5 separate regions of the Mus musculus genome follow, and regions 1, 2, 3 and 4 are each linked to region 5. Evidence: chromatin loops called from intact Hi-C (ENCODE). Cell type or tissue: heart. All regions are shown on one strand. Each heading gives the region's core, and the rest is flanking DNA. Links, peaks and the distances in the headings are about the cores only.

Region 1 (5,985 bases), core at 382-5,381, 290 kb after region 5:
TCAGTTGCTTTTCAAACCTAGAAACAGGTTTTAAAAACCTGGCCCATAGCTCCTTTAATGCTGTCTTATACCTGGGGCAGGAATCCACTGGGATCAGGACCTCTAGGTTTTCTGCCTCTCACCCCTAATTTCAGATTTTATTATTTGGTTCCTTGAAGTACGATTGAACCAATTCTCACATATTCATGATAGCCCTGTGTTAAAAGGCTTTTTGCAAATGAATCGCTTGGGTTTTGTGCATATTCATTTTGTAGGTTGTAGAACCTGCTCCTGGGAACACTTAGATCTTGTCAACTGAGTTCTTAGCATGCCTGCCATTGTCATTTCAACACTTTCTTCCTTCCATGCTTCACCTCCAGATTTGATTATTCCACATGAGCACAGCCTGTTTTTTTTTTTTTTTTTTGTAGAGATTTTTAAACATAATATTTGTATCGATTATTTGGGAATATCACATAATGTTCCCTGATCACTTTTGCTTCCCAGTTTTCCAGGTCTTCCCTCTACCCCAGTGACCTTCTGCCCATCCCCTCAAACCTAAAGATTAAAAAAAAGAAAAAAGTCCATTTTGTGTTGTCCATATAGTCACTGGAGCATGTTCAAACTCCCTGTGGCCAGCCCCTTCAAGAAAAACGAATCCTTCCCCCTACTGAGCCCCCCACCATTAGCCATCAACTGTGAGGGACTGTACACCATCATCCTTATCACAATTTTTATGACTTCTCTTTAGTGGCTTCCTGTATAGGTTGTTCCTTTTATTAAGGGACAGGAGTTGTCCCAGAAGCCTTCTGTGTCTCCCTTTTTTCAACTGTGCGTCTGCAGTCGTCGATACCACTGCAGTAGAAGTTTCCTTGTCCTTCACAGTCAGCTGGAGCACAGACCACACACATCCACCTGGCCTCCAGTGTCAGCACACGCCACAGACCTCAGCATGGTCTCTGGTGGCAGTGCATGCCATGGATACCCATACAGTCCCCAGGAGCAGCCCAGTCCATGGACATCTGCATGGCTTTCAGTGATAACACGGGCCACAGACATCAACACCCCTCCCCAATCCCCGCTGCAGACCCAGACATGGGTCCCAGCAGCTGCATGGACCACAGACATCATTATGGCCTCAAGTTGTTGACATCTTTCCCCCTGAGATTATGGAGAAAATGTTTTCTATAAGAAACTATGACCAATGGGTATGGTGGCACAAGCCTTTAACCCCAGTACTTGGAGACAGAGCTGATGGATCTCTATGAGTCTGATCTCATCTACATAGCAAGCTTCAAGCCAGCCAAAGCTTCACAGTGAGAGAATGTCTTATAACAAACAAACAAACAAACTATATTCAATTAACATCCCATGTTTCAGGGAGAAGACAGAACAGCAATGGACAGTCTAGAGAGGATTTCAGTGCCACGGGAAGTCGTGACAATGCTTAGGAAGGAGTAGTACCCTGTGGGGTTCCATTGACCTATGCCTCCTTTCCCCAGGCCCCTCTACAGGAGCTACTATCACCTCAAGTATCTCTGCTGCCCTGGCCACAGATGGTTGGGGCAGACACTGTAGAGCCACACTGAGACAATGATTCTCTCTCTGCCACATTTGGAATTGGGACAGAGAACTCTGGTCAGCCACAGTTGGCCTCAGAAGTAGGACAGCATATAAAAGGGAGGTGAGGCCTTATTCAGTGCGTGCACAGGGAAGCGAGAGCAAGTGGGCTGTGGAAAGAAGAAACCAAAGTATCTGGGAGAAGAGATGAGAAACTAGGTTGCCCTGGGAGGGTAAGGGAGGCAGCCAGAGGATAGCCGTCTTCATTCCCAGTGGCCGGCCTCTCAGGATTCTGTTCCCACTCCCATGGGGCTTGGCCCTGGCACATGGCCAGTGCTCAGCTCACTTTCGGCTCAGGGCAAGTGTGAGAAGTCTCGTTTACTTGAAACTCAACAAGCCAGAGCTAAGCCCATAGGCGGGCAAGGAGAGGGGCTAAGCCAGGGATCTGCTGCATCACGCTGGCCTGGCTTGATGCCCACCCTGGGGTTTTTGTCACGATGCCTGACAGTGGCAGGCACACAGGTAATTCCTGATGGTAAGATTAGAGGTAAAAAATTATGGAACGATGCTCTCTCTTCATCTAGTCATTTCCTGGTATATTTTCTTGTGAAGTAGGGAAGTGGGTGGGATTATGATGCTACACTCAGGGTTTTGTCTAGCCTGGGATTTTTCTATAGGGCAATCTGTACCTCCACTGTACCTCCAGATGACACTGATCATGTATCTTTCAGAAACAAACAAACAAACAAACAAACAAACAAACAGACAGACACCAGCCATCAGGAACATCCAAATCCTATCCAGCTTCTCCAACAATTGATCAGGCCGAGTTCAGGGACTCTGACTCTGACATGCAGGTATGGCCCTGCCCCAGATTCAAAGGTAAGTCCTGTGTCTAGCTAAATGCTCTGAGGTACCCTATTACAGTAGTTCAGGGACACAAGCTACTGTGAATTGACTTCTTGTCTTCTGCTTTGATGACAAGAGCGAGTCCCAGTTCCCGGTCACAGAGCTTGCTTCTTGATGGTTAGGCTTTCATCCCTAACCAGGCTTCTTCTATCCTTCAAAACCAGTCCTCTGAGGCTGGAGGGATGGCCTTATCAGTTAAGGAGCGCTTGCTGCTCTTGTAGAGAACCAGATTTGGTTCCCAGCACCCATGTCTGGTAGCTCACAACCATCTGTAACTCCTGCTCCAGGGAACCTCTCTGGCCTTCAATAGTTCGATATCAGCACGATGGGATTATTTACACAACAGAAATGAGAAAAAACTATGGACCAGCACACATAGACCTTGCATGCCACAAACTCATTTGCCAAATGCCATTGCTTGAGATTATACATTATACAAAGCCTGCTCAGCTGCCCTCATTCATAACAACAGGCCTCTACTGGGTACTTGAACAAGACATCATCATAATTTGACATGTTTAGGACCCATGCTTCATGTAGAGACATTTTTGTGTAAGAGGAATTTAAGTAATTTTAATTCAGTTAACTAGTTTCAGATGAATGCAATATTTAGGAGAAGATACTAAGGGTAAATAAACTCATGATCAATTGTCTAATACACTGTATACCTTCTTCAGGAAAACCGATGGTACCCATTGACTGTGTCTGAAGGAAATTACATAGCTATGTGTGGAGTCATTAGCACAAACCAGGCAGATGGGGAAGTCTCCTGAAACAAAGATGACCTACCTCTCTCTTGGCCAGCACATGTAGGACAAGTAGCTCCTTGCGCCACCTACTGGAACTTGAAAGGACAGTCTCTTTTCTTTTGATGAAATGCGTTCTTTATACAGATGGGAAATATTCACGTTACTTAAGGTGGAGCTAATGTAAAGACATTGGATCAACAACATAAGATGTAGAGGCCTAAGTCACTTCTTCCTTCTTCAGTACTGGGACTGAGCCCCAGCTTCATGCACACTAGACAAGCACTGTGTCACAAGGTATAGCTCTAGCCCTGAAAAAGAACAAGAAATTAGTTATGAGATAGGGTCTCTGATCACTCGGGCTGGCCTTGAATTCACTCGGTATCCCATGCAACTTTGAGCTTACAATTCTTATGCCTTGGTCTCTCAAGTGGCTGAGATATAAGCCTGTACCACCAGGAGGTCCAGCTCAAGCTGAGATCTTAATTTTAAATTTATTTTTATTTGTTGTTGTTGTTGTATGTATGTATGTATGTATGTATGTATGTATGTATTTGTGTGTGTGAATGTGTGCACATGCACATGCACATGCTTGTGGAGGTCAGAGGACAACTTTGTGGAGTTGCTCCTCTCCTTCTACCTTCCAGTCCATAAACTCGGGTTGTCAGGTTTCCATCACAAGTACTTTTACGCACTGAACCATCTTACCAGTTCCCCAACTAGTTTTTCAACTATTGACAAGCATTTGGGGTGGTAGCACATGCCTTTATTCCCAGGACTCAGGAGGCAAAAGCAGATGGATCTCTGTGAGTTCCATGCCACCCTGGTCTACAGAGTGAGTTTTAGGACTGCCAGGGCTATGTAGAGACTCTCTCTCTTTCTCTCTCTCTCTCTCTCAAAAGTCAACTAGCACAATGAATTGTAGTTAGCATTTATTAAACGCTTACACTATGCACTGTTTCATCTGATGAGACACTTTATGAAATTATTTTTATTTTAGGGGACTGAGGTGACAGTGGGCAAAATTCGTGTCACTTAAGCATGAGAACCTATGATCCCCAGCACCCACATAAAAAGCCAGGCATGGTGTGTAGGCTTGTAAGCCCAGAACTGGGGAGACAGGAGGATCCCCAGAGCTCTGCAGCCAGGCATCCCAACTGACCCAGTAAAAAGACACTGTCTCAACAAACTAGATGGACAGCTGCTGAGGAACTTACACAGTTTGACCTCTGGCTTGTACACACATGCACATGTATGTGCATATACATTTTACACACATGTACACACATGTGCATATACATTGTACACACAGGCACACATATGTGCACATACTTATGTGCACCCACACATATATGCATACCTGTACACACACACACACACACACACACACACACTTCATTTTATAGTCAAGAAAACAGCTTTCAGTTAAGTCTCCATGCTCCCAAGAGAGGGGTTTACATTATCTGCCCTCTGTATGTTACAGACATTCCATTAATAGTGGAGTTTTTCGTTGTAAATAATGAAAGCACCATTCATTCTACTTAACACTTTGAGCCCTTTAGCTACAGCCTTTTGATCAGCTTTTAGCTAAGGGAAAATCGGAAAGAATTCCATTTATTTCGCTTATGCACACTTCCCAAGAGAAGAAGCCACATTCATTGTGTTGTCATCAATCCCCAAACAAGTACAGCTTATTCTCCCGGTTCTAGAAGTGAATTAACTGAAGACTACCCAGAATTCAGAGGTCTTTGGGTTTTTTTTTTTCTTCATCCAAAAAATTAAGGGAGGAATAATAAATGGCATTCACCAGGAAAGATCCAGAAAAGTTGAAACTAGAAGGATTCTAGCTGAACCACACAGCTAGTCCACAAAGAGCAGCCATCGAGTCAGCTGTGTCAAGTGGCAGGCTTTCGCAGCTCATTTCTAGCATCTGAGGAACGAACAAACCCTGACCTTTGAGTGGCATGTGGAATTTTAAGCGAAAGAATACAGACAAAGTATGCATGGGACAGCAGTGGTTATTAAAAAGTGATTAATGTAGGCAATAAGAGTCCACAAAAGGGAGAGGTTCCAGCCATTCGTTTATGCTGACCTCAGAGCATCTTTCCTATGGGCTGCAGGATCACCAGAAGCTTGGAGAGAGTGCCTTCCTATGACTCAAAGTAAGTAGCTCTGTTTCTTCCCTGGTGGCTTGGGCAGACAGAAGGTTTGCAGGCAGAGATGGCAGGGGAGATGAGGAGAAGGCCAGAGACTTGACCCTGGAAGGCTGGCAGGCTAGATTCTAGGAGATCTCATCTGGCTACTAAAGTTCCATTTGTTTGTTTATTAAGACTGGGTCTCACTTTGTAGCCCAGGCTGGCCTGGAACCCTTTCAGTAATTCTGCCACTGATTCCCAAATGCTGGAATTACAGCCACACCCATCACATCTGGCTGAGTTTATTTATATATAACATTTAAAAGAGGGGTACTGAACTTCTGGCTCTTATAAATAAGGCTGCTATGAACATAGTGGAGCATGTGTCCTTGCTATATGTTGGAAAATCTTTTGAGCCTGTGGAGGCCTGATGCCCCAGCATAGGGGAATGCTAGGGTGGTGAGGTGAGAATGTGGGGGGGGAGGGGGAACTCCCTCATAGAAGCAGGGAGGAGGGGGGATGGGATAGGGAGTTTTCTGAGGGGAAACTGGGAAGGGGGATAACATTTAAAATGTAAATAAATGAAATAACCAATAATAATAATATATAAAGACAATATAAGAAGAACTATAGAAGTACTTGAAAAAAAGAAAAAA
Region 2 (5,985 bases), core at 398-5,397, 140 kb after region 5:
CATTCTTCCCTGCTTGAAGGAAAAATAACATGGCATTGCCAAGCAAAGGAGACTAGTCTGTCTGTGTCAATCCAGCAAGATATTTAAGCTACACTATGTACTTTATCTATACCCCAACCCAGGTAGTTCTCAGATCAAGCGATCACTAGCCTGGGGACCTGTTATCAGTGCAACTTACTGGTACCCATTCCACCCATGAATCAGAAGCAGTGGGGCAGGAGCCCAGCACAGCCAGTTTAAACAGCCTTTCTAGAGAATCGATACAAGGTCAAGTTTCAGAATCCTGGCAAGCAGGCATTCCTATAAATGTGCACAAGCAGATACAAGAATACTTACACCAGCACTGCTGCAATAACAAAGAATGCCCGCCCTTACCCCAACGGAGAAGCAAAATACTGTGTGCTCATAAAGTGAGCTACTGTATATGACCCACAGTATGAACCATCTCAAGAGCATGTTGCTGACTGAGGACAAACACATTGGGAACATGCATATTATTTACATGAAGTAAGAGACTCTCAAAACAATATTAAAAGACATAACTGTTGTGGCTACAGGACAGTAAGTTGTCACATCTCTGACAATATCTTCATGTCAAGCTCTGCCAGACCACACTAAAAGGATTCAATTCAGGTCTAGACATCCTTCTGAAGAGGACAGTTCCTATGGACAGATGGCTGCCAATGGTGTGACACTGAGACCACTTAAGATGCCTAGGGCTAAGTTTAGTTCTTTTAATATACCTGAGTCAAAAGACTAAGGCAAAACCTGACACAATGGGAATTCTTTTTAAATCATAATGTTTCTTGATGTCAATCAAGGAATAAGGGAATTCACTACCACAGGCATTTGGCATCTAGCTGGCAGCCTCTGCTCACCCTTCTCTCAGGACATTGCCATGGGTGCTAAGATCAGTTAAGTGTGCTCCCAGGGTTAGCTCCGAGAGTCCAACTACTTGGGAAATACTCTTGCTGGTGACATTTTTCAGTCTGTTCTTATTCAAAACAGTGTTACCCTGTAAGCTTCAGACAAGTATCATCTAGACCTCATTGGCCCTGATCTTGCTTCTAAGTTCTAGGTCTGAATGTCTTGATCCTTCCTATTAAGAAGTCTAATGGACTGACTTTTCCTCTTTTGTCAAGTCAGACATCTCCAACTAGCATTCAAAGCCTTCTACAGTCTAGAACCAAATGACTTTAATTTATAGATTCTCTATGAATCTTCAACTGCCTTCTTATGCCAGAATCACAGAACTCAAGCCAGGGATAGTTGTGCAGCAATTGGGGGAATAGAGACAGAAGTAGGGGGCTCAGACCTTTAAAGTCATCCTTAGATACATACTAAGTTTGAGACTAGCCTGGGCTATCTGACACCCTCAAAAACAAAAAAAAATTAAAACAACTTTTTCCCTCTCTTCCTTTCCCCTATCCTATCATCTCCTTCCTCTCCTTCTTTCAATGTATGTGTGTTTGTATGTGTATATGTATGTGTGTGCATGCACACACATACACATATGTACACAGATTGTCCTTTTTCCCTCAATATGCATTCCTCCACATTCTACCACACCTAGTACTTGCTCTAAGACAAAACACAGGGCCAAGAACATGGCTCAGTAAGTAAAGGAATTTGCTGCCAAAACTAACAATATATGTTTAATATCTGGGTATACTTTTTTGAAGGAGAGAACCAATTTTCTTAAATTGTTCTCAAATATCCATACATGCACACACACACACATAAATGTAATAAAAAAAGTTAAGATCCAGCACAATGTCACCTTTTCAGTAGGCATACTTGATACATTCTCTTCTCTATAGCTTTCATAAATTTGCTGTTGAGGGTCCTGTTCCCTAGACCAACTGGCATCCTACTGCCCCAGTCTCCCGAGTATGGTAATTATAGGTATAAACCACTGCATCTGTGTGAATGTTACACTACTCTTCCTCTCTGTAGTTGATTTTATGCTTTGTGTAGTTAGGTGTTTGTTTTTATAGTCAAAAGCTATGGAGAAGATTTTAATAATTATTTGTAGACTGCACACTTAAATAATCAAAAGGACTTCTCCCCAAATACTAAATTAGTGATCCAGGATATGACTTGAACTTGGGACCACAATCCCATACTTCCTTCTCTACCAAACATTTCCAAGAAATAGCAATGACTCTAATTACTGCTGTTCTGCTCCACAACCACAGATAACAAAGAACTAACTTACATTTATGTGTAAGTTATATGTAAGTATACTATGTGTACTTCATAAACTATGCTTGTCGGTAACATAAAAATCCATGTATATACATGTATCATACATGATGTGCATTATTAACACAACTGACATAGATAGAGATGCTAATTAACAACCCCATACTCCTTACTTATTCTAATTACCATTTCAGGAACAAAATGGTAATTAGAATACTTTTCCGAGGGATTCATTTTAAGCTGGCCTTGAAAACAGCTGGCTTTCTGAAGGGAATTAGCACCATCTAGAGGACAGAAACCTGTAGCAATAAAGGACATGGAAGGAACCGGCTCCTGCAACAATGTAAACTATAAGAAAATTTACAAGAAACATGGAAGGTATCTTATTAATTTCTACTAGATTCTAAGACATGAACCATTAAAACTATATTTGTTGCTTTTACAAACTTAACATTTTTACCTTTTAAATTTTATTTCAGAAATGTTCCAGTTTAGAAGGTAATCGGCTCTGTTGGAGGCAGTGTTAAGCATGACCTATTAGCACACTCTTCCTTAACTCAGAGCTGGAGTTAAATAGTCTGAACTGTATGCCGCAGGCCTCAGAAAGTCAAAGACCTTTCCAACAGGGAAGACTAACTTGCTGGCTGCACAGAGAACTGGTTCTCTTGAGTGGCTGACAGAATTGATGTCCATAGGAGAGGCTGAGATTCGAACTAACAAGGAAACAGAGAATGGTGGAGGACTGTCAATGCACTCAGGGACATGGGCATGATAAGACAGATGGCTCTAAGCCATTACAGCTTTTAAAATTGGCCATTTCTCTGTACAACCTTTTTATTCTATTGAAATCTACTGAAACTCTATCTATTTTTTGGTTGTATTTCCCTAAAGATGGTCACCTCCCTTAATGAGCATTAGCCTGGGTGTGGACACTGACTTAATTGAAAAAAAGGGTATATGAATTCCCTTATTTCAATGATAGAACTGCTATTGATCTAGACCTAAATAATATTCTGACTATAAAACAAACTTGTTATCATTGTACTATAACATATAGCTAGAGAAGAAAAAGCAATGTGAAAAGAGTTGGTCCTCTTTTACTACATCTTTGCATAGAAAGATCAATTTATCTATTATTTTTCACTCTGAATTGAAAGATATCATACTGCCTATCTGTAAATATCAACAAGTTATAGATAAATCAAAGAGTAGAATTTAGGGCTAGGGGTCTTATACTGAGTTCTTAGCACTAAACAAGAAGAAAAAATAGGGCTTACAGGCTTATGTTAAAAATAAATATAAAATCCCAAAATAAAGAGAATATGTCTCATAAAAGTTAGCTGCTGGGCAGTGGGTGGGTAGGGGAGTGGGGGGTGGGTATGGGGGACTTTTGGGATAGCATTGGAAATGTAAATGAGGAAAATACCTAATAAAATTTTTTTTAAAAGTTAGCTGCTAATGTTTCAACTATATATATACATATATATATATACATATATATATATATATATTTCTTATGCAAGATAAAATCTGTCATATTCCAAAGCACTCAAACCCCTGCCCCCACTCCCAGGTCCTTCACTTATAGTGCCTAAGAATATCTTGCCTTTAAAAGGCTTAACAGGGGTCTAGAGAGATGACTGCTCTTCCAGAGTTCCTGAGTTCAATTCCCAGCAACCACCTGGTGGCTCACAACCATCTTCAATGGGATCCAGTGCCCTCTTCTGGCGTGTTTGTACTCATATATAATAAATAGATTGATAGATAGATAGACAGACAGACAGACAGATAAATCTTTTTAAAAAGCTTAAAATAAATCATCATTCACTTGAATTCTGAAGCCAATGAATGCAATACAGATGATCCTTTAGAGCAGAACCCTGAACACCCACAGCTATGGCACATACCTGAATTAAGGAAGAACTGAGGAGAATCACCATGAATGCCCACTGTGCCTGGCCCCAAGGAGTTAGACAGGGTGTTCACAAAGGAAAACACTCCACTCATGATTCCAAAGCCCAAGCCAGAAACTAAAGAGGAAGAAAAACACCGGTAAACCCTTTTCCTGTTAGGCATCCACTTCAGCTCTCATTTGCAAGGTCTGGGGAATGCTGTTTCACTGCAGGGACAGGGTCTGCTTTTTTGGCATGTGGAAGGCATGGAGTGGTTCCTACAGCTGCAGAGAAAGTGCTGCTGCAAGGCTGAGGAGGATTTGGGTCTTTGGACTGGAAGGAAAAAGGGAAGGAAACAGCCTGCTGTTGCTGAAGCACCGGCCAGCCAGCTCTGGAAGGCTACGTGAGAAAGTGCAGAGCATGAGGAGTGGGTAAATGAACAAGGGACGGGCACAGAAGGGACAAGAGAAGATGTGAGGGATTAACTGTTTGCAAGGTGAGACCCCTGGGCCAGACTGAGTTAACTCTACATAGAGACCTAGATTGTGTGTGTGTGTGTGTGTGTGTGTGTGTGTGTGTGTGTGTGTGTGTTATGTGTGCATGGGCATGCATATGCGTGTGTGTGTGTATGTATGTATGTGTGCGTCCATGCTACATGTGCATGTGAGAATGTGTATGTGTAGACATGCACACTGGTGCCTACATGAGTTTATGTGTACCATGTACAGGTGTGCATGTGGGAGAGTATGTATGTGTGTGTGTGTTATGTATGTAGACATGCACACTGGTGCCTGCGTGAGTTTATGTGTACCATCTGCAGGTGTTGGGTCCCCTAGAGGTAGAATTAGAGGTGGTTGTGAGCCACTATGTGGGTGTTGGGAACTGAATAGTAGGTGTTCTTAACTGCTGAGCCATCTCTCCAGCACTTCTACTATTTTTCTTCATGACACCACAGGGTCTAACTTACCATAGGCCAACAGTCGCATCGAGGGTGCTGTCTCCTCAGGGTTTATGCTTTTCAAACCCTCACTGGCTTTTCTAAAAGAAAAACACACACATATTTTGTTGTTTTTACTTTTTAAAAAGCAGTATATGAAGGAGGTCATAGGACCCTTCAAAACTAGCTATTAATGAAGCTTCAGATCAGGCTACATGCTCAGTCCAGAGTCCATTTAAGTCAAACACAATAGTCTTTTGCTATTGTTGTTGTTTGTTTTGTTTTGTTTTGTTTTGTTTTGTTTTGTTTTGTTTTGTTTTTGTTTGAGACAGAGTCTGTCTACATAGCCCTGAATATCCTAAAACACAATATGTAGACTAGGCTGTCCTCAAACTCACAAAGGTCTGCCTTCCTCTGCCTCCCAAAGACTGGGATTAAAAGCAAATGCCACCACACCTGATCCAGCACATTTTCAATGACTGAAGTCAAGTGAGATTTCTGCCAACTCCATCTAGCTGATGTTTCCATAAAAGGAAAAATTAAAAATAATAGTAGCAAGCCAATATGGATTGAGTTCAATAGGAATAAAATCAGTGATCTAATTTCTGAGCCCAGGGAATATTATTTGATCATCCTGAGAGACCTACCTCTTTGAATTTTGTACTTCCCATAGTCTTAGGTCTTTATCTCCAATGTATTGGCTTTCAGTTGTATTTTCCTCTGTGGCTGCACTCATTCTTGTTCCTCCTTCCCTCTTTCTCATTGAAGAACCAAGATTCTTCAACTCTCTAGTAACATATTTTTTCTTTAGAGTCAGGAACTGAACCCATGATTCACACATGCAAGCACATATTTTCCCACTGAGTGACACCTATAGGCTGCCCCGCTCTGCTCCTGTAAAATTTCTTAAAGCAGCTAGCTGATACACTAAGAGGTCAAATTCTCATGTTG
Region 3 (5,985 bases), core at 279-5,278, 60 kb after region 5:
CTGAGAGAAGTCTCAGCAATGGCCCAGTACTTATGGTGTTTCATAAGTAGACTAATAACTTGAATATTTGCATGTGTCTCTGTTAGGGTTTTACTGCTGTGAACAGACACCACGATCAAGGCAACTCTTATAAGAACATTTAATGGGGGCTGGCTTACACGTTCAGAGGTTCAGTCCATTATCATCAAGGCGGGAGCATGGCAGCATCCAGGCAGGCATGGTACAGGCTGAGCTGAGAGTTCAGCATCCTGTTCCAAAGGCAAACAGGAGAAGACTGGCTTCCAGGGAGCTAGGATGAGGGTCTTAAAGCACATGGCCACAGTGACACACTTCCTTCAACGGCCACACCTACTTCAACAAGTCCACACCTCCTAATAGTGCCACTCCCTGGGCCTAACATTCAAACCACCATAGCATGCAAAACTATTTGGGCAAAAAAACAAAAATAAAATACAAAATACAAAAAAAAAAAAAACCCAAACAATAAAAACCCATATCAAACCAAACCACTTATGTGACACACTGCAGTTTCCAATGCTCTAGGATAAATGAATATTTGATGGAGACATGGTGGAAATGCTAGGTGTGAGAGAAGCCTGCTGTAGACAGGGAAACACAGAGTTGCTGAGTTAGGTCAACACGGTTGTGACAGCAGCCCGGGCTTGCCCTCTAACTCAGCCCCTGAACAACATGCTGCCCAGACACATGCACAACTGCCCTGGTTCTGAGCAACAGCAGATGTCCAGTATGAAGAACTGTTCATATTCTGGATTGGATCTTCTCAAAAGACCTTTATGGTCCAAGCTGCCCCTGGAAGCCACTTGGTATCTGTGGTCTGATGCCCTTGTCCATGTTGCAGCCTGAGGTTCATGTGGATGTCAGTGGTGTTACAGCAGCCAGGATGTTTCTGCTGATGTTCCTGGCCAAGTTACCACTAAAGGCCATACAGATGTTGTCGGTTTGGGCTGCCCCTGAGGCCATGCTGATGTTTGTGGACGCTGCTGAGGGGCCATGCTGCTATGAGTGGGTAGCCATCTGAGACGTGTTAATGGGTATAGCCTATCATGCTACTGCTGAGGGCCATGTCTGGGTCCCCAGTCCTACCTCAGCTGGGGTCTGTGGCCAGTATTGCCACTGAAGGCCATCTGGGTATCTAGATGTCTGTGATCTGTACTGCTGCAGAGAGCCATGTTGACGTGAGAATCCTGCACTGCTACCTGACGCCATATTAATATCTTTGATCCGTACTGTTGTCAGGGCTAGGATGGTGTCCGTGGCCTGTGCAGTGGAAGAGGGTCATGTTGATGTCCATGGTCTGAACTGCCACAGGAGACCATGTTGACATCAGAGACCATGTGGGTGTCCATGGTCTGTGCTATCATGTTCAAGTCCATGACCTGCTGACTATAAAGATCAAGGGAGCTACTTTTTCTATGATATTGATGATTGCAGACATACAGTTGAGAAAGAGGGACATGAAAGGTCAACCGGCACAGCTACATAATAAAACATTTACATAGAACAAAGGTAAGAAAGTGCTAAAAATGTACATGAGTGTGCATATGCAATTGATGTGTAGCAGACAAATCAACAGGAAGGGGTGACTGCTGCATAGATAGTGTAGGGGACTGGCTCACTACATAGAAGAATTATGGTTGATCCCTAACTTCAAATACCACCATAAACAAACATGAGCTGCAGACCAACTAAAGAATCCAGTGTGTGTGTGTGTGTGTGTGTGTGTGTGTGTATGTGTTTTGGGAACAAAAATTAGCTCTTTGTTTCTCTTCTCTTCTCCCCTCCTCTCTCTTTCTTTCTTTCTTTCTTTCTTTCTTTCTTTCTTTCTTTCTTTCTTTCTTTCTTTCTTTCTTTCTTTCTTTCTTTCTTTCTTTCTATCTCACTATGTAACCCTGGGTGGCCTGGACTTTGCTATGTTGAGCATCCTGGCTACTAACAGAGATTTACCTGCTCCTGCCTTTCAAGTGAGATTTATTTTTATGTGTTTACCTGTATGGGTGGGTATTGTATACCATATGCATGCAGTACCCTTGAAGGCCAGAAGAGGCCATTGGATTCCCCTGTAGCTGGAATTATAGGCAGTTGTGAACAGTCATGTGGGTGAGGTGAGCCAAACTGGGTTCTTTGCAGGAGCAGTAAATGCTCTTAACTACATGTTTTAACTACTGAAAACATGTCTCCAGTTCCTCAATGTAAGTTCTTGTAGCAGTGTAGTACATGTGAGACAACATATTTGCCCCAAGGTTATCAGGAGTTTTTTAATTGACATGGACAATAAAGAGAACAAGATGTAAAAAAGTGAAGAATTGATGGGTATAGGATGGATTATTGGGCTTTCTCTGCCTTTAAAACATTACATGTAAATAACTTTGTTTCTAAAACTCATGTGGCTGAGTTATTTCATTGTTGCAGGTCAACATACAAAGTTGTTTCCTGTCTCTCCCAGGGCACTTTGCCCATCATCATGTTGCTCACTACTCCCCTCCAGTGGATGGATCTGGAATTACCTTTCATTGCCCTGTACCTCCTCTTTTGTTTAGACAAGGCTACAAAGGAGGATAGCTCCTTCCACCACTTCTCTGCTCTCTTCCTTACCACTTCCCTTCTAGGGGCAGCTAGTCACATAAGACTGCTGTGATCTGGGCACGATGATGTGTGCCCGCAATCTAGTACTCAGGAAACAGAAAGCTGATGCTCTCAAGGCTGGTCTAGGCTGTGTGTGCAAACAGCAACAAGAAAACAACAAGCTATTGTGTTGGGATTTCCATTGTTCACTATGTCTGACTGATTTACTCCCTGAGTTGGGGCTATGTTAGTTTGGTTTAATTTGGTTTTCAGAGGTGAGATGGGTCCAGGCAGTCTTGTTCCTAAAGCATGCCCAATGTCTTCATTAGCAACTCTCTGGTTACAGGTGTCAACCAACTTTGTAATTACGGATTATGGTGGTCTTCCTTCCTAAGTATTAGAAAAGATTTTTTACACATTTTCACTGGGATTAAGTGGGATTAAGTCCCTATCATAAAGATAGTGTGATTGAGGTCACCCCAGCCCCTAGAGGAAATAAAATCTGCAGAGAGAGTCCAAGTTTGTAGGACTAGAAATTTCTGATTCTTTTAACATTCTTTGGGAACTCTGGCTGTAGCATGCCATCATTTCTTCCACTCACAAAATTGTGGGTAGTAAGCAGAGGCATACAACATCAGAACCATGCTTTGTACATCATTGTTAAAAACGGTATAGACATTAGTAATCAGCCATTACTTTGTTGTTTATCTTTGGCAGAGGGTGCCATGGAGCCCAGGTTGGACTCAAACTCTCTGTGCAGCCAACACTGGCATTGAACTCCTAGTTCTCCTGCCTCTATCTCTCACGTACTGAGGTTACAGGCCCAAGCCATAAGGCTTAGCCAGTAATTCCATGCTAGTCACTTAATTACTGCCACGGAACCCCCAAATCTTCAAGTGAAGGGGTATAAAGCAGTTACTTCATGATGCATTTAGCCATCCCAGTGGTCTCGATATGCCATGTCTCCTTGGGAGGTGTCTTAGTTCACTGGTCAAGCCATCTCACACGAGAGAACTATGATGCCCTACCAACCACCAGTCAAATCTTTAGCCAACACAGGGCTTGGGAGGAAATTAGATCCAGCAAGACTGGCTGCTGGCCAGAGAGGCACCTCAATTCTATGGGCCCAGGGAGAAGCTCTCTCTACTCATCTTTGTCTATCCATGTTACAAAGCCAGCTGTATAAACTGCTGCCCCAGACTCTCCTCCCTGAGCACTGTTAGGCCTCAGCGCCTAAGTGAGGTGGCCCAGCTTAGTGCATCAACTCCAGTTGAAAGAGAAGAAGAAAAATCACAGGCATGCTCCTCCAACCCACTCGTAGGGATGGTTGCACACCGACGTGCAGGCAACTGGGGGTTGCTTGCCAGGTTTCTTTGGAAGTACCTGAAATGAGGGAGCAGATCTCGAAGTCCTGAGGTTGTAGACAGCTAGAGTGGAAGTACTTGTATACTCGAGCACAGAGGAAATTTCCAGCTTCTTCCAAGCCTATGTGGCAGTAGCTCTGAGTCCCCCACATCAGACTTTCCCTGCGACCCAGTGCCTGTGAGCCTACTGTTTAGAAGGTGTCTTATTTCAATAGAATGACTGGGGCCAATATATAGAACCACGGAGAAAACTGTATCTGGAAGTTTTTGCCTGTTCATCCCTGAAGGCCCATGGAAGTTGGTGAGGTTGCCCACACCAAGTATGGAATTACGGGACAAAATTACTGGCCTCTTCCTCCTTCAGCCATGCAGGGCCTTTTAAGAGAACTACATGTATGCAGTGTTAAGCATGCCCCCGTGCCACATTTAAATATGCCTAGCTTATTATATTACTTCTTGATGGCTCTGTGGGGGTGTATTTACTATAGCCCTTGTATCTTTGCTATCTTAAATTATTGTTATCATTTTGAATTTTTGAAGTGGTGTTTGTCTGTAAAGCCCAGGCTTGCTGTGAACGTGTGCTCTCCCTGCTGCCGACTCCTGGGTGCTGGGGTTACAGGGATACTGTCCCCACTCCTCAGACAGTATCTGAAGATACTCAGAGCAGAAGGCTGCGTGCCCAAGGTCATGTAGGACAGCGAGTGGTGTGGAGATGCAAACCCAAGCTCTTTCTCCCCTGTGCCTTTCTGTCTGACTCAGTGAAAGCTGCTGGGTTTGATATTAGGACTGTTTAATTTATGTTTCACTTACGAGCTTCATGGAATGTGAGCTGTCCTGCACTGTGAAGGGAGGACATGCTTTGGATCAATTCCAAGACCAGGATCTGAGACTCCTGAGGTTAGCGGAGAGTGGATTCAGCAAGCAGGTATGCAGGGAGACGTGGCTGCAAGAAATCCAAGCTATAATGGTTAAATTCTATCTCCCAAGCCGGCTTCATGTCAGCTAACCATGATTTCCTAGATACCTGGAAAGAGGTAAGGCTCATCCTCTTAAAATGATAAATTATCTTGTGTGTAGAATTGTGAACTTTCATGGTTTTTAAATTAATTATGCAGTATTTTGTAAAGACTGATTAACATACATCATTGCACGTTCAACAGGAGCGTAGCAGCTGAAGAATTCCACGGCCAAGTAACTGAGCCAGCCTCACCATGGTAACTGGAGGCAGTGATGGGCTGAGAGTTTCCACACTGGAATCCAGGAATCCACGAATACAGTTTTCATTTTCATTAGAAAATTAAGGCTGAGATTCTCCAAACTTCCTTTTATTCCAAGCTGGCTCAGGAGCGATGAGAGAGAGAGAGAGAGAGAGAGAGAGAGACAGAGACAGAGACAGAGACAGAGACAGAGACAGAGACAGACACACACACACACAGATTTATTTGATTTTTTTTCCAAAGCACTTTCACACATATGGGCCCAAACCTGTAGGGGGTTAGACATTCTTGTTCCAACTAAGAGGTCAGAAAACAGAGGCATACACAGGGTGAGAGGCTTGTGAAGGTTCTAGGGCTGGTTCCTGGCAGAGCCAGGAGTTTGGCACTGTTTCCTCCGGGTCACACTGTCCTCTTACTGATCCTGCCTGAAACTGAGCAGAGTAGAGCTGCAGTTCACACAGAGGTTATGAATCCATGCCCTCGCTGCATGGCATGAAGAAAGCTGTAAAACTCGCTGCGTTTTCACATCCCCATCAATGAGCCTGCACAAGTTTGGACATAGAAGTCTGCCCAGTGAGAGCCAGCTTAGTCTTTTTTCCTTCTTCTTTCTTCCTGCCCCATCCCTCTCCTTTGTCTTCCTCCCCACCTTCTTTTCTGGTTGAAGCACAGCTCATTAACAGAACAAGTAGCTGTGCAGAGAGCTCATGTTCTCCCCCTTCGCTGGAGAACTGTGGAGTCAGAGCCCTGAGGTCTCAAGTTCCCTCTATCGCATTCCATCCAACGCTGTGTTCATCGAGGGGCACTCCGTCTACATCTCTGCC
Region 4 (5,985 bases), core at 633-5,632, 180 kb after region 5:
CCCTTAGCTTGCTTCTAAAGTCTAGGTCTGAATGTCTTGATCCTTCCTGCTAAGAAATCTGATGGACTGATTTTGCCTCCATTGTCAAGTCAGACATCTCAGACTAGCATTCAAGGCCCTCAACAGTCTAGACCCAAATGACTTTAACAGGACATCCTCTAGGAATTTTCAACTCCACCTTTATGTCAGAAACACAGAACTTGTGCCAGATTTGGAGGTGCAGGACTCAGGAGGTAGAGACAGAATTAGAAGGCTCAGAAGTTCAAGGTCATCTTTGATTTGCTTAGGAGATATTAAGTCATATAAAGTAGAATTTAGCTAAGGGAGCACTTTCTCCAAAATACCCCAAAGGTAAGTAGTAACCAGGCCTGTTAATCGTGAAGAATGCTAGGATGTGTTTGTTTACCAGGACTGACCAGTGTAGGCTCTCTATTCCCAAGACAACAGTGACAAGCCTGACTTAAAACCAACCATTATGCCTATTTCCATATCAAAGAACACGCCTATAACAGACAGCCCAAGGGGATAACACAGGGTTGCAACCACTGACAAATTCTTATAGGTCATAAAGCTCACACAGTTCTCTTCTTGAGAAAGCATAATTCTAACAGATGGGCAAAATGACTCCTGGTCACAACTATTTGAAAAAACAAACAACACTGGTGTACTTAAAATAATTATGGCAATGTCTTTAGTGTATAAATCTCTCATCTGCTAAGTCTCCAGATTTACACCATCCTGTCTGTTTACATTGTAAACCTATGAGGGGAGTGTTTAAGAATGACAGCATATATAAAATGCATAAGCCTAAGATGTACATATAAGTTAGGGAGGTCTACTGTTTGAGGCTGGCTCTTCTTCAGGCATTAGCCAGAGCTGGATGCATGCTATTATAAAAGAGCACTTGTTTATTAATCTCTAACTATAGAGAATGATTTCTCACTGGAAAGACCCAATGCTGTAACAGTGGCAGAAGGAGAGAACTGACTCCCACAAGTTGTCCTCTGACCTCCACACATATGCCATGATACCCAAAATTATGTTCTCAAATAAATCTATCCTCTGTACAGCCAGCAAGTTCATCGGCTTGAAAACCTTTGACTTTCTGAGGTCTATAGCATACAGTTCAGATCCTCTAAATCTGGCCACAAGTTAAGGGAAAGTGTGTTAATGGGTCATGTTTCTTAATGTTGCCTCCACATCTCCATGTCAATTACCTTTGCAAATATCCAACTCAGCTCCATTCCCATATAAAATTAGACAACCTTGACTTAAAAGTTGGCCACTAGGCCCATCCCATACCAAAAATCCTGCCTCTAACAGGTAGCTCATGGTGCCAGTATAGGGTGACTCCCATCATTAAGTCCTAGCAGATCATTAAGTCACCTGTGCTCTCATTAGGAAAAGCCTAATTCTGTCAGGTGAGCAAGATGACCCTAGGTAACAACTCTTCAAAAAGAACAACCCTGGTGCACCTAAGAAACACTTTTGGCAATGTCTTTGCTATATAAATCTCCCAACTGCCCAAGTTGCCAGACTTGTTTCTTGTCTTCAAGTGCAACCTGGAGTTAGGATGCAAAGGAGATTTAAGGTTGACAGTGTATGTTGAATGTGTATGCCTCAGGTCTATATAAGCTGGTAAAATGTCCTGCTTGAGGCTGGCTCCCTTTTGTGCATTCACCGGAACAAGTCATACACTGTCATTAAGGAGTAGCTGCTTCCTTCATTAATCTCTAAAGTGTGCAGAGTAATTTCTTACAGATAATGCATATCGATTCTATGCCACAATACAATAAATTACAATGTGAATGCTTCCTCTAGAAACCATGCCATGCAGCCACCCTGAAGTGATCACTGTGACTCTTTAGCAGAGATGTGGGTAGGTTGCAAGGGGAGGTTCAGGAGGGACCCGCACTGTAGAGCCAGAACTAAACAGAATTGGCTGTTAAACAGGCCCACAAATGCCAGGATTCCTAATACACACAGCCACACAGTCACAGAGCCACATGGGTTCTAGCTGAGGTTGTTGAGGAAGGCTAGACTTTCAAATGCTTGTAGTACTGAGTTTAGTTTCATTTAATGCTTAATGACTCTAGGCATTCTTTCTTCATTTTTCATTTTCTTTAGACAGTGTTTCACTATGTAGCTCAGGCTGACCTTGAACTTGTAGGGATCCATCTGCCTCTGCTTCCCCCACCCCCAAGTCCTGGGATTAAAAGTATATATGCCACCATACCCAGCTTTTTGGTCATTGCTTCTGTCCTGTCTGAAAGCACTGGAAATGGAGGCCTGTAGGGCCTCTTCCTTCTACTTGGAGCATCCCTCCCTGCAGCCCTTTCCTTTGTTGGCCTTGGTTATTAATCATCTTTAAGAATTTTCTATTCAAATGGCACTTCCTCCATAAACTCGTATTTATTTTTCAGTAAATATTTTTAAGTGCCATCCAGTAACAAAGGTCTCCATGAGGCTCTGGGGATGGCCATGAACAAGATAGCCTTAACTTTTATCATTTAGCACACAACTGGGGTTGGGGGCATTAAACAGTAGTCACGTCAGTCACTCACACCTGAGGTACATATGAAAAAGGCAGAGACCTTTCCTGTTGCCATGTGAGTCCATGCCTGTCTTCCTCTCTGTAACATCTACATTATTCTTTGTGTTTGCTTTTATTCCTCCATGGGCAGAAGGCATGGAGAAACCTTTAATAGTTATTTACAGAATATATAGTTAAATAATGGAAAGGACTTGTTCCCAAGTATTAATGAGTTAGGATATGATATGACTTGAACTTGGAACTCCAATCCCATACTACCTTCCCTAGCAAACTTACAAGAAATGGCAGAATCTAACTTACTGCTGGCCTGCTCCACAGATAACAAAGGACAAACGTGTTCATTTCATAAACTATGCCTGTCTGTAACATAAAAATCCATGTATATACAGGCATCATACAATTTATGTATTATTAACACAACTGACATAAGTAGAGGTTTATTTACTTTCCTACTCCTTACTTACTCTAATTACCATTTTAGGAACAAATCTACTTTTCCAAGGCACTCATTTTAAGCTGGCCTTGAAACAGATTTGTTTACTGAAGGGAGTTGGCACCATCTAGAGGACAGAAGCCAGAAATACAGGAGGATGGAAAGAAGTTCCTTAAACACTGTAAACTTTAAGAAGATTCGTAAAACTGAAGCAGTAACAGACTTTAGCTACTTAAACTATATTTGATTCTTTTTTTTACAAATCTAGCATTATGGTCATTAAAATTCATGTCACAAATATTCCAGTTTAGAAATATTTACAAAGGTGATCGGCTCTGTTGGAGGCAGCGTTAAGCATGACCTATTAACACACTCCCCCTTAACTCAGAGCTGGAGTTAAATAGTCTGAACTGTATGCCGCAGGCCTCAGAAAGTCAAAGACCTTTCCAACAGGGAAGACTAACTTGCTGGCTGCACAGAGAACTGGTTCTCTTGAGTGGCTGACAGCAATGATGTCCATAGGAGAGGCAGAGATTCGAACTAACAAGGAAACAGAGAATGGTGGAGGACTGTCAATGCACTCAGGGACATGGGCATGATAAGACAGATGGCTCTAAGCCACTACAGCTTTTAAAATTGGCCATTTCTCTATACAACCTTTTTATTCTATTGAAATCTACTGAAACTCTATCTATTTTTTGGTTGCATTTCCCTAAAGATGGTAACCTCCCTAATGAGCATTAGCCTGGGTGTAAACACTGATTTAGTTGAAAAAAAATAGATTTATGAGTTCATGTATTTCAATGACATAACTTCTGTGGGTCAGACAATTATAAATACAACAGATGCCAGGCATGGTGGCACATGCCTTTAATCCCAGTACTTGGGAGGCAGAGGCAGGTGAATTTCTGAGTTCAAGGCCAGCCTGATATATAGATTGAGTTCCAGGGCAGCCAGGGCTATACAGAGAAACTCTGTCCCAAAAAACCAAAATAAATAAATAAATAAATAAATAGATAGATAAATAAATAAATCAATAAATCATATTTTCCTCTATTTTTAAACAAATGTGAAATTTAATGAAAATAATATTCTAATTATAAAACAAATGTGTTATCATTATTGCTGGTGATTGAAAAGCAATGTGAAGAGTTTGTCCTTTAATAGTATCTGCATAAAAGACAATTAATCTATCATTTCTTCTCTCTGAACTTAAAGATTAAACCATACTATGTAAATCTAAAAAGCACTGAGATGTAGATTAAGTAAATATTAAGACTTAGAACTGGGGGCCATGTATTTAATCCCTAGTACTAGATAAAGAAAAAAATATTAAGACTAATAGGCTTACATTGAAGATGAATATAAAATTTCAAAAACAAAAAGACTTTATCTCATACAAATGAACTGCTAATATTTCAAATATACTTTAACATTTTAGAATAGCAAAATGAAGATATAGATCTTATGCATGATAAATTCTATAGTATTCCGAAGCACTCCAATCAAACCCCGGCCCTCACTCCCAGGTCCTTCACTTATAGTGCCTAAGAATATCTTGCCTTTAAAAAGCTTAACATAAATCATCATTCACTTGAATTCTGAAGCCAATGAATGCAATACAGATGATCCTTTAGAGCAGAACCCTGAACACGCACATACCTGGCACATACCTGAATTAAGGAAGAACTGAGGAGAATCACCATGAATGCCCACTGTGCCTGGCCCCAAGGAGTTAGACAGGGTGTTCACAAAGGAAAACACTCCACTCATGATTCCAAAGCCCAAGCCAGAAACTAAAGAGGAAGAAAAACACCGGTAAACCCTTTTCCTGTTAGGCGTCCACTTCAGCTCTCATTTGCAAGGTCTGGGGAATGCTGTTTCACTGCAGTGACAGGGTCTGCTTTCTTGGCATGTGGAAGGCATGGCGTAGTTCCTACAGCTGCAGAGAAAGTACTGCTGCAAGGCTGAGGAGGAGTTGGGTCTTTGGACTGGAAGGCAGAAGGGAAGGAAACAGCCTGCTGTTGCTGAAGCACCGGCCAGCCAGCTCTGGAAGGCTACGTGAGAAAGTGCAGAGCATGAGGAGTGGGTAAATGAACAAGGGATGGGCACAGAAGGGACAAGAGAGGATGTGAGGGATTAACTGTTTGCAAGGTGAGACCCCTGGGCCAGACTGAGCTAACTCTACATAGAGACCTGGATCGTATGTGTGTATGTGTGTGTGTGTGTGTGTGTGTGTGTGTGTGTGTCTGTGTTACATGTGCATGTGAGAATGTGTATGTGTAGACATGCACACTGGTGCCTATATGAGTTTATGTGTACCATGTACAGGTGTGCATGTGGGAGTGCGTGTGTGTATTTGTGTGTGTGTGTGTGTTGTGTATGTAGATATGCACACTGGTGCCTGCATGAGTTTATGTGTACCAATGTATAGGATCTGCAGGTGTTGGATCCCCTAGAGGTAGAGTTAGAGGAGGTTGTGAGCCACTATGTGGGTGCTGGGAACTGAATTCGAGTCCTCTGCAAGAGCAGTAGGTGCTCTTAAAGGCTGAGCCATCTCTCCAGCACTTCTACTATTTTTCTTCATGACACCACAGGGTCTAACTTACCATACGCCAACAGTCGCATCGAGGGTGCTATGTCCTCCTCCGGGTTTATGCTTTTCAAACCCTCACTGGCTTTTCTAAAAGAGAAATACCTTTTTAAAAAATTTACAGCTGTGGGTTTTTTTTTTGTTTTGTTTTTTGTTTGTTTGTGTGTGTGTGTGTGTGTGTGTGTGTGTGTGTGTGTGTGTGTGTTTAGGTTTTTACAGGACCCTTCAAAACTAGATAATAATGAGGCTTCTGATCAGGTTACACTCTAAGTCCAGAGTCCATTTACCTGAAACCCAGCATATTTTTTGGCAACTTAAGTCAAAGGAGATTTATACTTCTCTTAGCTGAGGTTTACATAAGAGGAAAAATTTAAAATATTTGTAATAAACCAATAGGGATTAAGC
Region 5 (5,985 bases), core at 567-5,566:
CTGTCTGTCCTAGAACTCATTCCACAGACCAGAGTGGCCTCGAATTCACAGAGATCTGCTTGCTTCTGCTTCCTGAGCATTGAGATTTAAAAGCATGTGCTACCACTGCCTGGCAGAAAAAAAAATTGAGTTGGGATGGTGTCTCAGGTATTCCAGACTGGTCATCAACTCCCTTTATAGCTGAAGATGACTTTTGAACTGATCTTCCTCCTTCTGTTTTCTAAGTGCAGAAATTGCAGGCATGCACCCAGGTTACATAGTACTGGGGATTGAACCCAGGGCTTTGTGCCTCTAGACAAATACTTTACCAACTATACCCCAACCTTAATAAAATTTCTGAATGTGTGCTCTATGTACACGTGCATGCAGGTATGTGCACCCAGGAGCATGCGCAGAGGCCAGAGAAGGATGCAGATGCCCTGCTCTCATTCTGTCTTGTTCCTCTGCAGTGGGTCTCTTGCTGAGCCTGAATTAGGCTGGCTGCTGCAAGCCCCACCAACCCTCCTGTCTCCTCCTGCAGTGCTGGGGTTGCAGACAGATGATTTTATTCTTCTCTTTTTATGTGGATCTTTCTGGTTCTCATGCCTGTGAAGCAAGAACTTCACACCTGCCTGGTCCACTAGGCCACCTCCCTAGTCCCCTAAAATACTCCTAGTGCCTAGAAAGTGCCTGATGTGCTTCTCCTTAGTGCTTTCCTGTCCTTTCCTATCTCTAGTTCTTCCTTTAAATGTGTGTGTGTGTGTGTGTGTGTGTGTGTGTGTGTGTGTGTGGTATGTGTGTGTTGGATGCCTGAAGTGCACAGATCTGCACACCTATACACGTGTAGAGATGAGAGTCTCTCACGGAACCTGAAGCTGAGGTTTGCGATTTTTTTTTTTTTTTTTGGGCTGAGTTTTTCAGTTACGAGCATTCTACATCAGTCTGGCCTGCCCAGTACCGGTGTTACAGGAACAGGAGCCTTTTAGCCTTGGTGTGGTGGATTCAAGCTCAGGTCCTCTGGTTCTCACACTTCCAGAGCAAGCTGTCTTACCCACTGAGCCATGTCATCAGTTCCCCTTGCTTTTTAAAAGGAGCATCATCGCCCACAGCAGTACCGCCAGGCACTGCATTGTTTAGTTTTTTCACTCCCTGAGCTTCCATCAAGAGGATGGAATTGTAGCAGAGGCAGGAGGATCTCTGAGTTTGAGGCCAGCCTGGTCCACAGAGTGAGTGCCAGAACAACCACAACCAAGGCTACACAGAGAAGCCCTGCCTTGAAAAACAAAAACAAAAACAAAAACAAAACAAAGGATGCTTGCACCCCCCAGCTGTGGCTCGCCCGTCATGTAGCATAGTAGTATCTGGCTGTGGGAATGTACTGTGACCTCTTCCTCCTACAGAGAAGGGAGGTTTTGGTAACTTCCAGTTTGGGGTTGCGATAATGGTTGTTTATGTCTTTGGCTGCATGCAAGAGTATTTATCTAGATGTGAAGCTGCTGGCTCCTGTGACATGCATGTTTTTGATTTTACCAGATCACGCAGAGCTGCTGCTAGTGGCTGTACCAGCTATGCTCTCCCCAACAGCGCACAGGAACGTTCCTTGTTCTGCACGGCCGCCTTGCTTGGCGCTGCCCATTTCCATCTACCACCAGCTGGGTGGTTGTGGGTCTGCATCTCATTTTGGCTTTCTCTTGCATTTTTCTTGTTGCTAAAGGGGTTGAGCATCTTCTGTGTTACTTTTATATTTTTGCATGGTTGAAATCCCTGCTTTGACCTTTCCCTAATTTTAAAATGATTCATTTTTTTGTTTTATATGTATGAGCCTTGTCTGCATAATATGTATGTGCAACATGCATGTGCCTGGTGCTGGAGGAGGTCAAAAGAGGTGTCATATTCGCTGGAATTGAAGTTATAGAGGGTTGTGAGTTACCTACGTGGGTGCTGAGCGCTGGAACTGACTCTTCTGCAAGAGCAGTAAGCAGTCCTAACTGCTGAGCTCTCTTCAGGCCCCTCGATTTTATTATTGATTATTTATTGATAAGGGACCAGACCGACCTTTACCTCATGGTCTTCCTTTCTCAGCCTCCTCAGTGCTGGGACTACAGGTGTGCTTTGAGTGTGCACACACGTGTACTGTGGAGTAAGTGTGGAGGTCACAATACAACCTCTGTCAGTCCCCTCCTTTCACCTCAAGACAAGGTCTCCTTGGCAACATGTGTGCCAGCCTAGCTGCTCAAGAGTCTGTGGGTTCTCTTGTCTCTGACCCACTGTCTCATGGAAGTCCAGGAATTACAGACGTGGACAGCTTTACAGAACTCAGGCAGAGCAAACAGCCAGCTGACAGGAAGTGAACATAGGATTAAGAAAAAACCATAGTGAGTAAAATAGGGAGTCAGGAGGAGAGCTAGAGAGACACCCAGGAAGGAGAAGGGAGGGACGTTGAGTTTGAAGGAAGGTTTTTGAGCAGGTGGGCAAGACAGGATTCCCAGTGAGACATTGGCTGAGGAGGACGGTCAGCTGTGTGTTTTCTCTGCCTCTCTGAGTTAGCAGGACTTCACCTCAGCATCTGGCTTCCGAGTCTTCATTGATAAAATTGAACAATTGAGATTGTGTTAAAAAGCAACGCGCCCCCCACTTTCCCCATTGTAAACGTTGTGTGTCTATTTTTGTGCTGGTGGATTTGTGGCTGCTCTTTGCATATTGTAGTCACCAACTGTAGCGGCTGTGTTGGTCACCGCCCGGCCTCTGGCTTGCCTTCTTATCTGCTGTATGACGGCTTTGTTGGATACACGTTCTTGTTAGAGCTGCGGACCTCAATCACTTTTAGAGTCTTATATGTGTTTTTCTTTTAAACCTGAAGTTCTAAAGATAACTTCTAGATTTTCTTTCCTCAAAGTCACAGTACCAAATGTCTTTCTTAGGATGGTACTGTCGGGTGGGTTCCTGAGCCTTTCTGCACGTCTTTCCTGGGTTTTAGAGGTCCTACATTTTATTTTGATTCTACGGGGCCTTTTCCCTGTGCAGAAAGGCTTCAGGAGCCAGACCTTGTATCCTGGGCTCTGCAAAGCCAGCAGGCCCCTAGGGGGCGCCTTCGCACCACGTGTGAGCTCTCTGCAGCCAGGCTCCTCTGTGTCCAGCTCTGGTGTGGGGCACCCTTGCCTCACTGCGAGCTACAGAGGCAGGCCAGGCTCATCTGCTCCTGACAAGATGGAACTGTCCTTCTGGCCCTTTCAAATCCCCCATTCCCATCATGCTCTCTCCTTTCTTAGAATCCTCCCAATTCCTTCTTGACTTTTGGAGGCTCCAGGTTACCTCTCTTCTCACTGCTAAGGTAGAGACATGCCCCAAACCACTGTGGCAGGCAGCTGATGTGGCTCTAGTGTCCACAAATGATCAAAGCCACAGGACCCACGGAGGGTGTCTTGTTTTACCTTTCCAGCTCTATTAGCTGACAGCTAGCCTGATGCCTTCCTGCTTCTTGCCTCCATTTTCTTGCAAGACTAACATCACTATCTTACAGTCTATTAAGGGTAAGACGAGATGAGAACGAATTATCAAGTTCCACAGTGTTTGGCACGTAGCAAGGATCAGCAGACATTAGCTTGCCCTCACCTGCTTGGACTCTATCTTTGGAAACAAGACAGAGCTGGATCCTTGCTGATGATCTTTTAAAGACCTCACCGCTGCTTTCTCATTTGGAATTCAAACAGTCCCACTAAATAGAAATCGCTGAAAGGGTAGTTTTCTGGTTTGTCTGGGAAGAGAAAACAGTGGAGTGGAATAACTGCATCTCTCCTGCAGTAAAGCAAGTGGGACTCCTCGGAGAAAAGTCTGAACTTGTGGCCCAGGGGCAGCCACTGTTGTTTAGTGTTCCTCTCTCGTTTGTGCAGTGACCAAGATCTGGGTCCCCACCCTGACTGACAGTCCGCAGTGCAGAGCATCCTGTTGCTGGGATGCAAGGCTCTTGTTGGTTATGGAGTAGATAACCGGGAAGCTGTCTTCACTCATCTCCAGGTATACGTGTGATCCCAGCAGCTCCGTGGCCGTTCTGTCAATCCCCAAAGCACATCGCGACACCTGAATAGCTCAAGCCAGAGCCATGGGGGCAGTAAGGGTGGGTCACAGAAGAATAAGGTGCACAGTAGATCCATACATGGGAAACCAAAGAACCCAGAGCGAGACAGGCCCTGCCCAAGGTCACTCAGTGAGGTAGTACAAGAAGAGATTTGAACTAGAGTCCTTCGTTCTGTTCAATCAGCAGCAGCAAGCCCCAGACACCCGCTTTCTCTGCATTCGTGTCAAATTCCTCTTTCGACTGCTCTTCTGGGCCTAGACAGCTGCTGTGGTTTGGGTTGAAGGTCACCGAAGCAGCTGTTTCTCACCTCTTCTTTTTCATTCCTTCCCAGCTCTCTCTGACTTGGTTGTGTTCTTGTCCAAATTCAGGAAGAGATCAGAAACAGTAGTGAGCATATTCTCTGAAAAAATGACACGGTATTTCACCCAGTAAGCGTAACGTGAGGTCACCACATGACTGAGCAAAATCAATGTTTCAAATGAGCACGTATGTCCACATAAAAGCTTGTTCTCCTTCTCCATAACAGGGAAAAGGTGGGAGCAGTCCAAACACCCATCAGCTCACGAATGACTAATTAGAAGGCAAACATCTGAACACCCAGTATGTTACCTGGCAGGAAGGAGTGAAGTCCTGGTGCCTGTAGTATGGATGAATCCCCAAAACATTCTATCGACTGCAAGATGCTCATTGGAAAGACCACACATCACATGATTCTGCTTATCTGAAATGCCCAGAGTAGGCAGATTCATAGAGGCAGAGGTAGATTAGTGGTTTCCAGAGGCTGGGGGGGATGGGAGGTAATGGATGAAGGGTTTCTTCATTGGGCGATGGGAAGGTTCTGGAATTAGATAGTGGTAATCATTGCATAACTGCACATATACTAAAATACACTAAATTGTATACTTTGAAAAGGTGAGTTTTAAGGTGTGTAAATTATATCTTTTCAAAAGGTGGTCTCTGATTAAAACCCAAGGTAGGGGGACGAAGCTGGAGGAAGGCCATAATGACGAGAGGGTTGCAGGGTGAAGGCAGCGAGGTTTCTGGGCCTGAGAGAGCGTGTCTGAGCAGGCTTTCTACTCAGGGAAGCAGAGTGGTGGAAAGGTGCTTGCCTTATAAAGTGGCTACTCAGGCACAAATTAGAGTCTTAGAGCTTCAGCTATCCAGGTGCGTGACTTGGTCAAACGACCTCAGTCTCCTCATCCAAAAAATGGCACAACAGAGTTGGTCTTACAGATGGTGGCATGGGCACTGGGAAGCATTCAGTCGCCTTTGCCACCCAAGTCTCACTTCTTCCCTAATCTCAGGTGAGGGTGCTTGTGTTCTCACACACTGGTGTGGAATCTTTCCTAACTGAGTGCTCCTCAGACAACAGCATGCATGGGGTCATTATGCATGTTCTCAGATTCTGTACGTTTGATGGATACGACAAGCACAGGGCCTCTCACTGAACCCGGAGCTCACCAATCGGCTAGGCTGACTAGTCACTGAGTTCCCAGGATCCTCCGGTCTGCTTCTGGGATTACAAGTGTGCATCTGCAGTGAGCTTGATGCTCACTTGATGCAGTGCCCACACCTCTGCCTGGGGATCTGAACTCAGGTCCTCCTGTTCGTGCAGCAAGCTCTGCTCTTTTACAGACTGAACTATCGCCCCAGTTCCCAGTCCAGGCTCATTAAACGAGACTGTGCACCAAAGCACTCCAGGGTGAAATGTAATTCCGATTCACAGGTCTAAGATGGAGCTCAACAGATGCAGAGGAAAGACTGTTGCTTCCAGTCCTTGAAATCCCACAACAGCGTGGCTCTAAGCTGCTGGAAACGAAACCACTCTCTGATAGCATCCTAGGATCTGTAGTGTTAAGATAGCTATGGGTTTCATAACTAAGATGCCTTGTGCAGACAAGGTCTGCAATGATGCCAGTGATTGTTACTTT

The links. A loop is a pair of places that touch in the nucleus more often than their neighbours do. Peaks named below come from ENCODE experiments on the same cell type or tissue, not always from the same donor. Only the 100,000 strongest peaks of a DNase experiment are listed, where the experiment ranks them.
Region 1: a loop joins it to region 5, with 12 times the contacts of the local background. A loop is called at or near these places in 14 of 42 quality-filtered maps.
Region 2: it touches region 5 in a loop (10-fold over the local background); 27 of 42 quality-filtered maps call a loop at or near these places.
Region 3: it touches region 5 in a loop (6-fold over the local background); 23 of 42 quality-filtered maps call a loop at or near these places.
Region 4: a loop joins it to region 5, with 9 times the contacts of the local background. A loop is called at or near these places in 19 of 42 quality-filtered maps.

Annotation. Positions count from the first base shown.
Region 1 is chr9:66,935,780-66,941,764 of GRCm38, forward strand. No RefSeq gene overlaps it. Among named protein-coding and RNA genes, the nearest start is that of Rps27l, 7.3 kb to the right of the region's middle. In heart, for the core only: CTCF peaks have their summits at 3,302 (motif pointing left) and 3,517; a DNase peak (open chromatin) is centred at 1,882.
Region 2 is chr9:66,785,534-66,791,518 of GRCm38, forward strand. Aph1b (aph1 homolog B, gamma secretase subunit) reads right to left here. Exons shown (of 6, transcript NM_177583.4): 3 at 5,065-5,135; 4 at 4,113-4,235. Among named protein-coding and RNA genes, the nearest start is that of Aph1b, 6.9 kb to the right of the region's middle. In heart, for the core only: a CTCF peak has its summit at 2,498 (motif pointing left); no DNase peak of the experiment used is centred there.
Region 3 is chr9:66,703,456-66,709,440 of GRCm38, forward strand. No RefSeq gene overlaps it. Among named protein-coding and RNA genes, the nearest start is that of Car12, 7.2 kb to the right of the region's middle. In heart, for the core only: a CTCF peak has its summit at 2,499; a DNase peak (open chromatin) is centred at 2,546.
Region 4 is chr9:66,823,077-66,829,061 of GRCm38, forward strand. It overlaps Aph1c (aph1 homolog C, gamma secretase subunit), which reads right to left. Exons shown (of 6, transcript NM_026674.3): 3 at 5,597-5,670; 4 at 4,661-4,783. Among named protein-coding and RNA genes, the nearest start is that of Aph1c, 8.6 kb to the right of the region's middle. In heart, for the core only: a CTCF peak has its summit at 3,119 (motif pointing left); no DNase peak of the experiment used is centred there.
Region 5 is chr9:66,643,351-66,649,335 of GRCm38, forward strand. No RefSeq gene overlaps it. Among named protein-coding and RNA genes, the nearest start is that of Usp3, 53 kb to the left of the region's middle. In heart, for the core only: a CTCF peak has its summit at 3,061 (motif pointing right); a DNase peak (open chromatin) is centred at 3,081; H3K27ac peaks cover 337 bases.